3 separate regions of the Mus musculus genome follow, and regions 1 and 3 are each linked to region 2. Evidence: chromatin contacts called from ENCODE POLR2A ChIA-PET data. All regions are on one chromosome and are shown on one strand. The core of a region is the stretch at or near the end of the contact, and the rest is flanking DNA. Distances in the headings are between cores, read along the strand shown.

Region 1 (4,114 bases), core at 512-3,011, 140 kb before region 2:
CTGTGAATTCAAGGCCAGCCTGGTCTACAGAGTGAGTCCCAGGACAGCCAGAGCTGTTACACAGAGAAACCCTGTCTGGAGAAACAAAACAAAACATCCCCCATGCTCTGTTTAAACACTTGTCACTCCCTGACTGGCTGGCCTATACAAACCCTGTAAGAACAAAGACCATGCTGGGTCACTGGGGCTTACAGGTAGGCTCGTGCCAGGCACAGTGGCAGTTGAGAGGTCAGGGTCCTCCTTATTCAAGGGCACTGAGCCAGAACCTGGTGCTGCTCTGGTCCCAGTAAGGAAACCTGACAGCTAGGTGTACACCTGGGTCTGGCCATCTCCTTACAGAAAACAGTTCCCAGAGCTCACAATGGTGCCAAGGGGCAGCATAGTCCCCAGTCCAGGGGCGTCAAGGCAGATCTGGGGAGGCAAGGCTGAGGCACAGGAAACACAAGTAGAAATAACAATCAATTCCTATGTTCCAGGTTCACCTGGCACCCCACATACCACTCTCTCCAAGCTGCCCCCCTTCCTAGACAGGGTTCCTGTCTGTCCTGGAACTAACAGTTGGCCTCAAACTCAGACATCGGCCTGCCTCTGCCTCCCAAGTGCTGAAATAAAAGGTGTATGCCACCACCTGAATTCTTGGAGTTAATCGCCCTGAAGAATGTCATGGTGTCACCATCCAGAGGGAGAGTGCAGAGACCAGAAGGAACTACAGCACCTCTTACCACCCACCCCGTCGTCACCCTGACAGACTCTGGCTAATTACTCCACCACCTTCTCCGCAATGGTAGATTGGCTTACACCAAACTAGCTACTACTTCTTCAAGGACCCACCCAGGCTTCCACCTCGAAGGGCAGGAGCAGGCTCCACGCTTGGCCTGGAAAGGCCACGGTAGGTTGCAAGTACTGAGCGATCACCTTTCCAGGAGCGAGCCTCAAACCTGGGTATGAAACAAGGGATGCCTGGAAGGTGGGAGGTTCTGTCCTGGGAGAGGAGGCCTGGGGATACCAGCCTAGTCAAAGTCACTCTCAAGAAACTTGCAGGATCCCTGGCATGCACCTGGACAAAACCACCTTGAACCGGAAAAGATGCAGGACACCCAAGCAGGGTCCTCAGGATAGATATGTCCAAAGCTACGAGGAAGAAGCAGGAGGCCAGGGGACAACCAGGTGGGGACCGGGGGATGCAACTGGTCAAAGCCACACTGAAGCCTTAGCACAAGGCCTGTAACAGGCAAGGAGGTGCAGGTACGACCTTCCCAGACCCTCCAGCTCCGCCGTCGGATTCGCAGCTCCTCTGGGCGCAGCAGCGAGGCCCGGGGCGGCGCTCGAGGCCGCGCCGCGCGCCCCCGCGTCCTGGCCACGCGCTCGGCGGCCGTCCCCAGCGCGGAGCTCAGCTTCCGAGCCCCACCGGGTCCGACCAAGCCTGCGTCCCTCGGGCGACCCCGCCGCCGCCCTAGGTTCTTGGACCTGCCCGCCACGCTGCTCGCACCCCGCCGGGTCTCAATTTCCCCTCTAGCCAGCTTCGCGCGCACAGCTCCACGGCCCTCCCGCCCAGGTCTCACCGGCAGGCGCGGCACGATCTCTACCGAGCAGCAGTGGCAGAAGTACCGTCCGGGCTGCGGCGACGCCTCGGCCATGGCCACCGCCGCCTCCGCGCCGCCCGCCCCCCGCGCGGCGCCTGCCGCCGGCCGTTTGCTGCTCCCTCGCCGGCCGACGCGCCCGCGCACGCTCACGCATGGCACGCACGGCACGCACGGCAGGCGTGGGGCTCGCGGAGAAACGCGGGCAACGCGCTGCGGGGGGCTGACTCGTGGAGAACGGTGGCCGCACTAGGACAAAATAAGTATTTCCGGAAGCCAGAGACCTGGGTCCAGTGTGTGGGGCGGAGCCTGGGGGCGAAGCGGCGGAGCCTAGTCTCCTTAGTAACCGGGACGGAGGTGAGGGTCAAGACTGCAGAGCATCTTGGGGGCGTGGCCTATCTGGTGTGGGCGGAGTCTAGAGGGCTTGGCACTTGGGGGTGGAAGGGCGGAGTCACGCTTGAAGAGTGCGGAAGTCCAGGGACAGCGCGAAGGCGGGTCGCCTTGGCGATGACTTTAGGAGGTGAAGTCAGACATGGAAGCAGAAGAAGTCAGAGATGGGGGGCCAGCGAGCGGCGGGGCTACGTGGGGGAGAAGACTTTTTGGCAACCTGCGTGGGACAGGGCCTCGGGGAAGCCTCCGCGACCAAAGGGCGGGGCCTTCGTGGGGGCCCGGGATGTCTCTTTGGCAACCTGGGGTAGGTTATAACCTGTAGGCAACTGGAAAGCTTTAGGGTCCGCAGGCTGAGCCTGCGCAGGGCGGGGCCGGGTTTCCATGGTGACGAGACAGCGACGGGACCAATCCTGGAATCCGCCTAGGAATTTGGCGTGAGCCTGGAGGCGGAGCTCCAAGCTTGCGGGGGCCGTCTCCTTGGCAACGAGGATGGGCAAGCCTGAAGGCGGGTGACTATCTCCAGAGCGGGGATGTAGTCGACAGGGCTGAGTTTCTCCGGCATACGGGATTGGATGTAGAGGCCTCGGAAAGCCAAGTACAGTCGCGAAGTTGGAGTCCTTGAGGGGCGGGACTTGGTTGCCTTGCCAATGGCTTAAGTTGTTAGGGCTATCCCTAAAAAAAAAAAAAAAAAAAAAGTGAGGGACGGGGCCTAAGAGACTCCTCCTCTTCTTCGAACCATCAAGCCCTCATTTCCCAGCTTCCTTCCCCTCATTTAGCCTTCCAGACAAGCTTGCCTGTGGATATTTGCTTGCACTGCACTGCCTGTGCCTCCAAGTGCTTGGTCCCCCAAACTCCGGAGTCTCGGCTGCAATGTTGCCTTTTCACGCGGTCTCTACAGCCCTCCTACATACACTTATGTACACCTGATAATCTGTAAAAACAGTGCCGGGCAGAAGGGAGTATCATGTCTGGACGATACACATCAGGTGTTCCACAAACACCCGAGATAAGGATGAAGAAGGGATGCATTCTCTGGTAGAAGGAGGATCCTCTAGCCCGCAGGCACCCCGTGTGACTCTTCAGGAGTGAATGAAGCCTGCGTCGTCTTCTAGGCTAGGCCCAGAATGTTTCTGAGGTTAGTTCCTGTATTTATTTACTTATTCGTTCAACATTCATCTAGCGTCTATGAAATGCACACAAACACTCCAGCACCATAAGGCAGGGGGGAGGCTTGGACTCTAAACTGACCTTGGATATCTCTGATGACACAAGAATGACTTCCTGGGGGTGAGGAGGGTACATTGCAAGCAGAGTTTTGAAGAAAGAATAGGAGTTACTCAGAGTTAGGATTCCTGCAAGAAGGGGAGGGACAGTCAACCTTCACACCTGGCCTGCTTTCTGTCCCCATTCCCACCCATTCCGGCATTGACCACCAGAGGGCACATGGCCCCCATCAATCGGAACTAGTTATCCCACTAGAGCCAAGTCTACTGTGGTGAGGCAGCCCCTCAGTCGTTTAAACACGCCAATATTCAATGGAGAGACCTTCCTCTGAGCAGCTCAGGGTAGTTGAAAAGTTATGGGGCAGTGGGCGTGGGTTGACTTCCCAATCAAGCCATTGCTGTGTCATTGGGCAAATAGCTTAACCTCTCTCTCTGAACCATGGCAGAGCTTGCATCCTGGGAGCCTTCTCATACACACACACACACACACACACACACACACACACACACACACACAGTCGGGGTCTAGCCTCAACACAGGATCGGAGTTTTCAACTGGAAGCAGTGATATCTGGAAGACCCATAATAAACTCACACAGTCAACTTTTCGGGTACAAACTGACAGGCTTAAAGTTGAGCTCTCCCCCCCCCCCCCACTTTCTCTCTTTCAGCTTGACGCAGTATGTACTCTTGAGGCTGCGGTTGTGCTCTTTCGTTTGCTCCCTTTCTCACACACTCTCCTCTCACTCTCTCCTCTCACTCTCTCCTCATACTCTCTTTCCCACACACACCCCTCATATTCTCTCTCCTTTCACCCTACACTCGCCTCACACCTTGCACGCCTCATGAGTACCTCATTCTCACCTTTCTCTTGCCCCAGTCTTTTATTGGTATTCCAAAAGCAGGTAGAAAAAGACATTG
Region 2 (4,294 bases), core at 1,465-3,964:
AGTACTGGGGTTGGGCTGTGACACCAGGCCCAGCCTTTTGTACTGGGTGAGAGGCGGGCAATGTGGAAGCTGCTGGCCCCACAGACCTGCAGCAACCACAGAACGGAGGCTGTGCTGTGCCTCCTTCCTCACAGGCTGCCCCTTTCCCTCCATTACTGAGTAAAAAGGACTCCCAGAGGCCCCGAGTCTAACTCTGCTCCCACTTCTAACTGGCTGAACTCTGGATGCAGACGGCCAGGGGGATTCTGGGTTGTCATTAAATCAAAGTGGACTGGAATCTGAGAACAGCAGTCACTGGCTGGTTACAAAGGCAACTTGTTGGAGATAGCAGCCATTTTAAGACTCCACTGCAGACACGAGATATCTGTTAAACAGATTCACTGTACAGGGAGGGAACATAGCTAAAGGGGAGCTTCAGGGTCAGGGGCGCTCAGGGATGGCAGGTACTGACAGGTATCCCACAGCAATTGGCAGTGAGCACGGGAGCTGCACACTTGTGGTTCCATCCACCTACCCCTAGGTCCCCCAGTGGTACGCTCACCTTCTCCACATGCAGGGCCAGCTTTACACCGTTGTGCAGCCAGGACAGGGCCACGATGGGGTCCCCCTCCACCTGGCTGCCCACCGAGCTCTCCCAGCTGTTGGCCAGGTGGTCAGCCATGCTCCAGCATTTGATCTGTCCATCAGCATCAGCAGACAGTAGCCGGGACCCTGCGACCAGAGAGCTGTGTCAGGGGCCTTCCCCCCACTCTGGACTCCCAGCGGGTGGTGGCTGTCGCCAGGCTCTGGACTGAGAGCACACCCCCTGGCCTCACCTGACTGGTCCCACTCCAGGCAGGTGATGGCCTCGCTGTGGCCAGAGCTGACAGAGTGCACTTCCCAGGGGTGTTCCGTGTCTAGGATATGGATCATGTGTGTCAGATCTGCAGTGGAAAAAGAACACTGAGGTCAGTGTAGCTCGAAGTGCCTGTGTCCCCACCCACAGTGCACCTCTCCTATAAGCTCCGCCATGCTGCTAGTCCCTGGACAGGGCATCCTGTGCAGCCACATGTCTTAACATTGTTGGAAGATGGTGAGCAGTGTATGTATGTCTCTTCTCCCACCTTGCTTTCCCTGGCCTCTCAAAACCCTCTAACTGGCATCAGAGTGTCTGGCTCTGCCACCACGAGCCTTCCAGATCTGAGGCACAGTGGAGCCACACCTGGCAAGCCCACCCACATGGTCTTGATCCCCAGGTCCTAGCCAGGTAAGGAGAGCCAGCACTCACCCTGGTCATCATTGCGTAGGTCTGTGGTGAAGGCAATGAGGTTCCTGCAGGACCAGGCACAAGCCAGGGGCAGCGACGGGCAGTACGTGCTCTTGGCCCACTTCTCCCATTCGCACACATAGGCCAGGTCCATCATACCCACCGCACCCAGCACGGTCCCTGGCTCCTGGGGAAAAGGGAGGCAGTGCTCTATAGCAGCTCCCAGCTAAAGGGTGTCTAGAATGTTCTCCAGCGAGAGCCCTGCTATAAAATCCATGATGCCCCGCCTGGGGTCACTCCTCCCTAGGCAACCCAGATCAGCCTGAGCTCAGCCTACAAACGCTAAGCACCCTCCACACACACAACCGGGCCCACCCCTACCACTTCAGTCTGGGCCTCAGTCTACACTCTAGTTCAGTCTCCAAGCCTTGCCTGGGACCTAGTAGCTTAGACCCCGCAGCAGCCCATGCCACACAATACTCTCAACAAGTTAACATCCAAGGCTCAAATTCTGAGCCTTTTTTTGTTTTTTTTTTTTTGAGACAGGGTTTCTCTGTGTAGCCCTGGCTCTCCTGGAACTCACTCTGTAGACCAGGCTGGCCTCGAACTCTGAAATCCGCCTGCCTCTGCCTCCCAAGTGCTGGGATTAAAGGCGTGCGCCTGGCAAAAAGCCTGAGTCTTTTTTTTTTTCTTTTTGGTTTTTCGAGACAGGGTTTCTCTGTATAGCTCTGGCTGTCCTGGAACTCACGTTGTAGACCAGGCTGGCCTCGAACTCAGAAATCCGCAGCCTCTGCCTCCCAAATGCTGGGATTAAAGGCGTGAACCACCACACCCGGCTAAATCCTGAGTCTTAACACACACACCTCCACCACCTCCCGCCCAAGCTCGTTAAGCTCCACCCACATTGTCTAATCACCCTAGGCTCCGCCTCCAAACCAAACTGGTAAATTCAGCCTCAGTTTCTGCTCAGCTTGTGACTACTAGGTCACCTCTCTGCATCGATCTCAGATCTTTAGCACCCCCAACCCCGGCCCACCTTAGACTCCGCTCCCTAGGCCACATCCCTCTCTATCAGTCTTATTTCTTCAGACTCTGCCCCTCCATCCAACTTCTGAACTCAGGCCACGCCCCTCCCAGGGAGGCTCAGCCCCTCGGACCACGCCCCCTCCTCAACCCCGTCGCCTTAGGCTCCCCCTATTCACATCCCTCCCACAACGGCCTCTACCCAGCAAGCTTTGTTCCCAGGCCCGCCCTCTGACCCCGCAAGCCCCGCCCCTCGGCCTTCCGCTCGCGGTTTTAGCCTGAAACGCACCAGCCACGAGTCCCGTACCCCGCACGCCGTACTAACCTGTCCGCCCCGGGCGCCCAGTCGGCCCGGCGGCCGCGGTCCACACTCGCCCCAACGCCCGGGATCCGACGCCGCCATCTCTAGGCCCGCGCCGGCCCCCTCGCACAGACTTGTGGGAGAAGCTCGGCTACTCCCCTGCCCCGGTTAATTTGCATATAATATTTCCTAGTAACTATAGAGGCTTAATGTGCGATAAAAGACAGATAATCTGTTCTTTTTAATACTAGCTACATTTTACATGATAGGCTTGGATTTCTATAAGAGATACAAATACTAAATTATTATTTTAAAAAACAGCACAAAAGGAAACTCACCCTAACTGTAAAGTAATTGTGTGTTTTGAGACTATAAATATCCCTTGGAGAAAAGCCTTGTTTGTGCTCGCTTCGGCAGCACATATACTAAAATTGGAACGATACAGAGAAGATTAGCATGGCCCCTGCGCAAGGATGACACGCAAATTCGTGAAGCGTTCCATATTTTGTTCCTCAGAGGAACTGACAAGCACCCTAACATCCTATTGGAGGCTCACTCACGTTTTTTCTATTTTGTTTCTTGACAGCAGAGCTCGTTGCTCACTGTATAGCTCAGGTTGGCCTGACACTGATGAGGTTCTCCAGTGACTGCCTCTACCTACCTACTGGGATGACAGAGGTGTACCACCAAGCCACGGGCTCCTGTGTGAGTGTGTGTGTGTGTGTATAAGTGTGCCTTCCACAGTGCACGTAAGAGGACAAGGAGTTGGTTCTTGCTCTCAGATCATCAAGCTTGGCGGCAAGCACCTTAACGTGCTTAACCATTTTGCTGGCCCTCAAGTGACTGTTGTTTGAGGCAGGGTCTCACTGTATGGCCCTGGCTATGTAGACTAGCTGGCCTTGAACTCACAGAGATCCATCAGCCTCTGGCTCCTGAGTGCTAGGATTCAGAGGTGTCCAACAATGAGACCTGTCTACCACATGGCCCAGGCTGGCCTCAAAATCACTTGTCACTGGTCACCATGTGGTTTAAATGGTGCTGGGGATGGAACCCAGGGCTTTGAGCATGCTAACCAATTGCTTTCCCCATCGAACCCCAACCTGGCACCTCATCTTTAAGCATTTTACATGTTGTAAAATGAACTAATGTTATAGAGACTTTGAGGTTCCCCCGTGTCCAGCTTGCTAGCTCGTGCCCTCAGTGATCTCCCAGTCTCACCCACCCCCACCAAACCTAAAGACAAACACGGGGACAGGACTCGAGCACCAAGGCTTTATTAAAATCGTCCCTTTCCCCCAAGCTCAAAGAATCACACAGAAGGGGAAGGGAAGGAGGGCCAGGCCTGCTGAACATATAAGACCTCTGCAGTGACCACAGCTATGCTGAGCAGCAGAGGGGACAGGGGAGGGGACAGGGAACACAAGGTCAGAGGCTTCTGGCTGGAAGTCCTGGACCCCTGGCATAAGGAGAGGGGAGAAGGAGGAGGAGAGGACAGTCTGAAAGGCAGGCAGGGCCTAGGGAGCTGGGGACAAGATACACACATCACCAAAAAAAAAAAAAAAAAAAAGCATAAAATGAGCCCTTGAGACAATGCTTGTCCAGGTTCATGGCACATGGCGTGCATACATGTGCGCCACACACACACACACAGACAGACAGACAGACAGACAGACAGACACACACACACACACACACACACACACAAGAAAGTGTCCTGGGGAGGT
Region 3 (3,695 bases), core at 607-3,106, 200 kb before region 2:
GTTCCAGGACAGCCAGGGGCTACGCAGAGAAACCCTGTCTCGAAAAACCAAAAAAAAAAAAAGGCAAAAAAATTTTTTTTAATTAATAAATAAATAAGATACGCTATGGAAGGGGAGATGGCTCGATTTTTAGGGTGCTTGCTGCATTTCCAGAGGACCACACTTCAGTTCTCAGTACCATATCAGGCCCATAATGCCAACTCCAGGGAAACAGGTGCCTGCCTGCTCTATCCTCTGTAGCACTTGCATTCATGTGGTACACACACACACAGCCATACTTACACATAAATAAATGAATAAATAAATAAGTAAATACTTAAAAACACAGAGACATACTTACACATAAATAAATAAATAAATACTTAAAAAAAAGTTATTCCAGGCAGGGTGGTGCACACCTTTAAACTCAGCACTTGAGAGGCAGAGGCAAGCAGATTTCTGAGTTGGAGGCCAGCCTGGTCTACAGAGTGAGTTCTAGGACAGCCAGGGCTACACAGAGAAACTCTGTCTGGAAAACACACACACACACACACACACACACACACACACACACACACTCACACACACACACACACACACAAATTATTTTATTTATGTGAGTACACTGTTGCTCTCTTCAGACACACCAGAACCTCATCTGTAATGGGCGTCAGATCCCATTACAGATGGCTGTGAGCCACCATGTGGTTGCTGGGAACTGAACTCAGGACCTCTGGAAGAGCAGTCGGTGCTCTTAGTCACTGAGTCATCTCTCTAGCACCCAAATAAATACTTTTTTTTTTTAAAGATTTATTTATTTATTATATGTAAGTACACTGTAGCTGTCTTCAGACACACCAGAAGAGGGCATCAGATCTCGTTACGGATGGTTGTGAGCCACCATGTGGTTGCTGGGATTTGAACTCCAGACCTTTGGAAGAGCAGTTGGGTGCTCTTACCCACTGAGCCATCTCACCAGCCCCTTTTTTTTTTTTTTTTTTTTTTTAATATTAAAGGCTTCACGAATTTTCGTGTCATCCTTGCGCAGGGGCCATGCTAATCTTCTCTGTATCGTTCCAATTTTAGTATATGTGCTGCCGAAGCGAGCACAAATAAATACATTTTTGAGATAGGACCTTACAACTTAGTCTAGAACTGGCTACGTAGCTAGAGCCCAAGCTGTCCTCAAAACTCAGATGCCTGCCTCGCCTCTGCCTCCCGATGTTGGGGTTAGAAGCCTGCGCCACAGTGCACGACCTTCAAATATAATTTGTTTTTGATTGGTTTGGTTTTATTCGGTTTTGGTTTTTTGATACAGGGTTTCTCTTGCAGCTCTGGCTGTCCTGGTGGTACACACTCTATAGATTAGGCTGTCCACCTGCTTTGTGTCTCCCGAGTGCTGGGATATAAAAGGCATGTGCCACCACCAACAGGCTGAAATGTAAGGGTTTTTTTGTTTTGGTTTGTTTGTTTGTTTGTTTGTTTGTTTGTTTGTTTGTTTTTGAAAAGGACAGCCGAGCATCGTGGGTCAGGCATTTACCCCAGCACTCCATCCAAAGGCAGAGGCAGGTGGATGTTTGAGTTCGAGGTCAGCTTGGTCTACAGAGTAAGTTTCAAGACAGCCAGGGCTACACAGAGAAACCCTGTCTCAAAAAGAGACAGAGGAGAGAGAGGGGGTAGAGAAGAGCGGGGATAGGGGAGAAAGGAGAGGGGAGGGGAAAGATTGGGGGTAAGGGAGGGGGGGAGAGAGGGAGAGCACGAGCGAGGCGAGAGCGCGCGCGCGCGAGCTCAAGGGCAGTCCAGGCTCCAGGCCCCACCCCCTCGAGGGTGTGGCCTGTGTGGTCACGTGCCAACGCTTCTCCACCCGCTCCGCTCCTGTAGCGCGAGCGGGAGCGGCGGACGCTGGGTACGTGCCTACTCCCTGTGTGCCTGGCGCCCCGCCCTGCGACGCCGCGTGCGTGCGTACGTGCGTGCCTGCGTGCGCGCGCCCCGCCCTTCTTATAGAGCCGCAGTGGGGCAGCTCCTGGACGAGGCGACATGGCGGCGGCGCTGCTGCTGGCGCTGGCCTTCACGCTCTTGAGCGGCCAAGGCGCCTGCGCGGCGGGTAAGAGCGGGGTGCTGGGACCGGGCTGGGGTCACGGACTTAAGGTGAGCCTCCGATTTCGGGGACTCGGTGGTTCCCTACTCGGGCTCGAGGCTTGGAGATTGTGGAGGAGTAACAGTGGCTGTGGGTGACCCTCGAGTTGAACCTAGCCTCGACTGGGCATCGAGGTGGAGGGGAGTGATCTTAGAGATGAGGCCCTGGAGAGACAAATCAAAGGTTAGGACTCTGGGGGAGACGTCCTAAGGTTGTGGGAACCGGAGGTGGAAGGAGCCGCCACCTTGTGGTGGTCCCCACCAGGACATGGGCTGGAAGGTAATTTGGATGGATTTGGATTACAGAAGTGAATGGGATGACCCCAGATTTTGGTCAGCTGGAGATGGAAGGAGCCGCTTCCCTAACTGTCCCAGCTCCCGGAATAGGGCTGGGACGTGACCCTGAAGGTTTGGGGATACAACAATGACTATAATTGGCTTAGGTTTTGGGGAGTTAGGGAAGGTGTGGGAAGAGGTGACCCTGACGCTGGAAGACAGTAAGGCTCTGGGGCAACATCTCCAACGTGAGTGAGGGCGTCCGTGGCCAGGGAGCTGTCTGGACCATCTTGGTGTCTCCACCTGCGTACCAGGGCTGGAACGGAACCCTAGTAATTTACCTCCTCCTGGTGTTGGGGCCTGGGAGAGTGAAGATAAAAGAAGTCAGCACGTTGAGGGTTCCACACCTGAGAGACAGGGCTGGAAAGTAACCATGGGCCAGAGGGACATCTGGCAGGACATCTGAGAGAGGTTTGTGGGACCTGGGGTGAGGGACAGCAGTGTTGCAGGTGGCTTCCTCCAGGATTGGAGAGATCTGGGGACTAAAGAAGCTGCCACCTTGGGGAGATCCCAAATTTGGAAGACCTGGGAGTCGAAGGAACTGCAGTCTTGGTGTCCCCACTCAGGGAACAGAGTGAGGGTCACAGTCCCTAATTTAGGAGGGCATGGAGTTAGAGAGGTCTGTTACTTTAGTGTTACCATCTGGGCAAGGGGAGGATGCGAAATAGACTTTCCTACAAAGGCTGTCTCCAAGGTTTGGGGTCACTAGGGGGACTAGAGTAGGAGGAGCTACCATTTCAGGGTGTCCATACTTGGGGGACCAGGCAGGGAGATGATTCAGAGGGTTTGGGGTACAGAAGTGCCTGGGGAGAGGTCCACAAGTTTGGGCATATGGGTGGAAGTGAGGTGACTAGGAATTTGGGGGAGGTCCTTGATGTTTGGTGATGTGAGGGGGATGGAGAAAGGATTGGAAGGTCTCAGTGGAGGAAGCTGCTGCATTGCTGTTTCTACTTAGTGAAGGAGCACAGCATTGCTTGGGGAATGTGAAAGAAGAGGATGAAGTTGGTGGGGGATAGCATTGCCTATTAGTAATGTCCTCAGGTCTCTGGAGGATGTGGATTGGAAAGGGGGTGAGAGGTGACCCCGTGGGTTCTTGGGGTAAAGAGGTGCCCAGGGATGGGTAGGCTTGGAGGGCTGGGGATGAGTGGACTCGCCCTCACATGTGAGGGTTGGGTGAGGAGTTCCTGAGAGGCAGTTCCCGCCCCTAGGTTTGGAGGAGTCCTTATCAGCTGTCCCCAGCTGTC

What was found. ChIA-PET counts read pairs that join two places held with the same protein, here RNA polymerase II (POLR2A).
Region 1: POLR2A ChIA-PET joins it to region 2 with 10 read pairs in Patski. The contact joins the promoter of Rnf126 here to the promoter of Med16 in region 2. POLR2A ChIA-PET finds 5 or more read pairs at or near these places in 3 of 5 experiments (Patski and embryonic stem cell).
Region 3: POLR2A ChIA-PET joins it to region 2 with 12 read pairs in embryonic stem cell. The contact joins the promoter of Bsg here to the promoter of Med16 in region 2. POLR2A ChIA-PET finds 5 or more read pairs at or near these places in 2 of 5 experiments (Patski and embryonic stem cell).

Annotation. Positions count from the first base shown.
Region 1 is chr10:79,765,191-79,769,304 of GRCm38, forward strand. Rnf126 (ring finger protein 126) reads right to left here and starts at 1,762. Exons shown (of 9, transcript NM_144528.3): 1 at 1,563-1,762. The coding sequence starts at 1,637.
Region 2 is chr10:79,906,224-79,910,517 of GRCm38, forward strand. Med16 (mediator complex subunit 16) reads right to left here and starts at 2,715. Exons shown (of 15, transcript NM_198107.2): 1 at 2,595-2,715; 2 at 1,268-1,433; 3 at 816-923; 4 at 542-711. The coding sequence starts at 2,672. R3hdm4 (R3H domain containing 4) reads right to left here. Exons shown (of 8, transcript NM_177994.5): 8 at 3,829-4,294. Gm24019 (a small nuclear RNA gene) reads left to right here and starts at 2,972; the gene lies at 2,972-3,078.
Region 3 is chr10:79,702,502-79,706,196 of GRCm38, forward strand. Bsg (basigin) reads left to right here and starts at 1,857. Exons shown (of 8, transcript NM_009768.2): 1 at 1,857-2,083. The coding sequence starts at 2,017. It overlaps Gm25794 (a small nuclear RNA gene), which reads right to left and starts at 1,089; the gene lies at 983-1,089.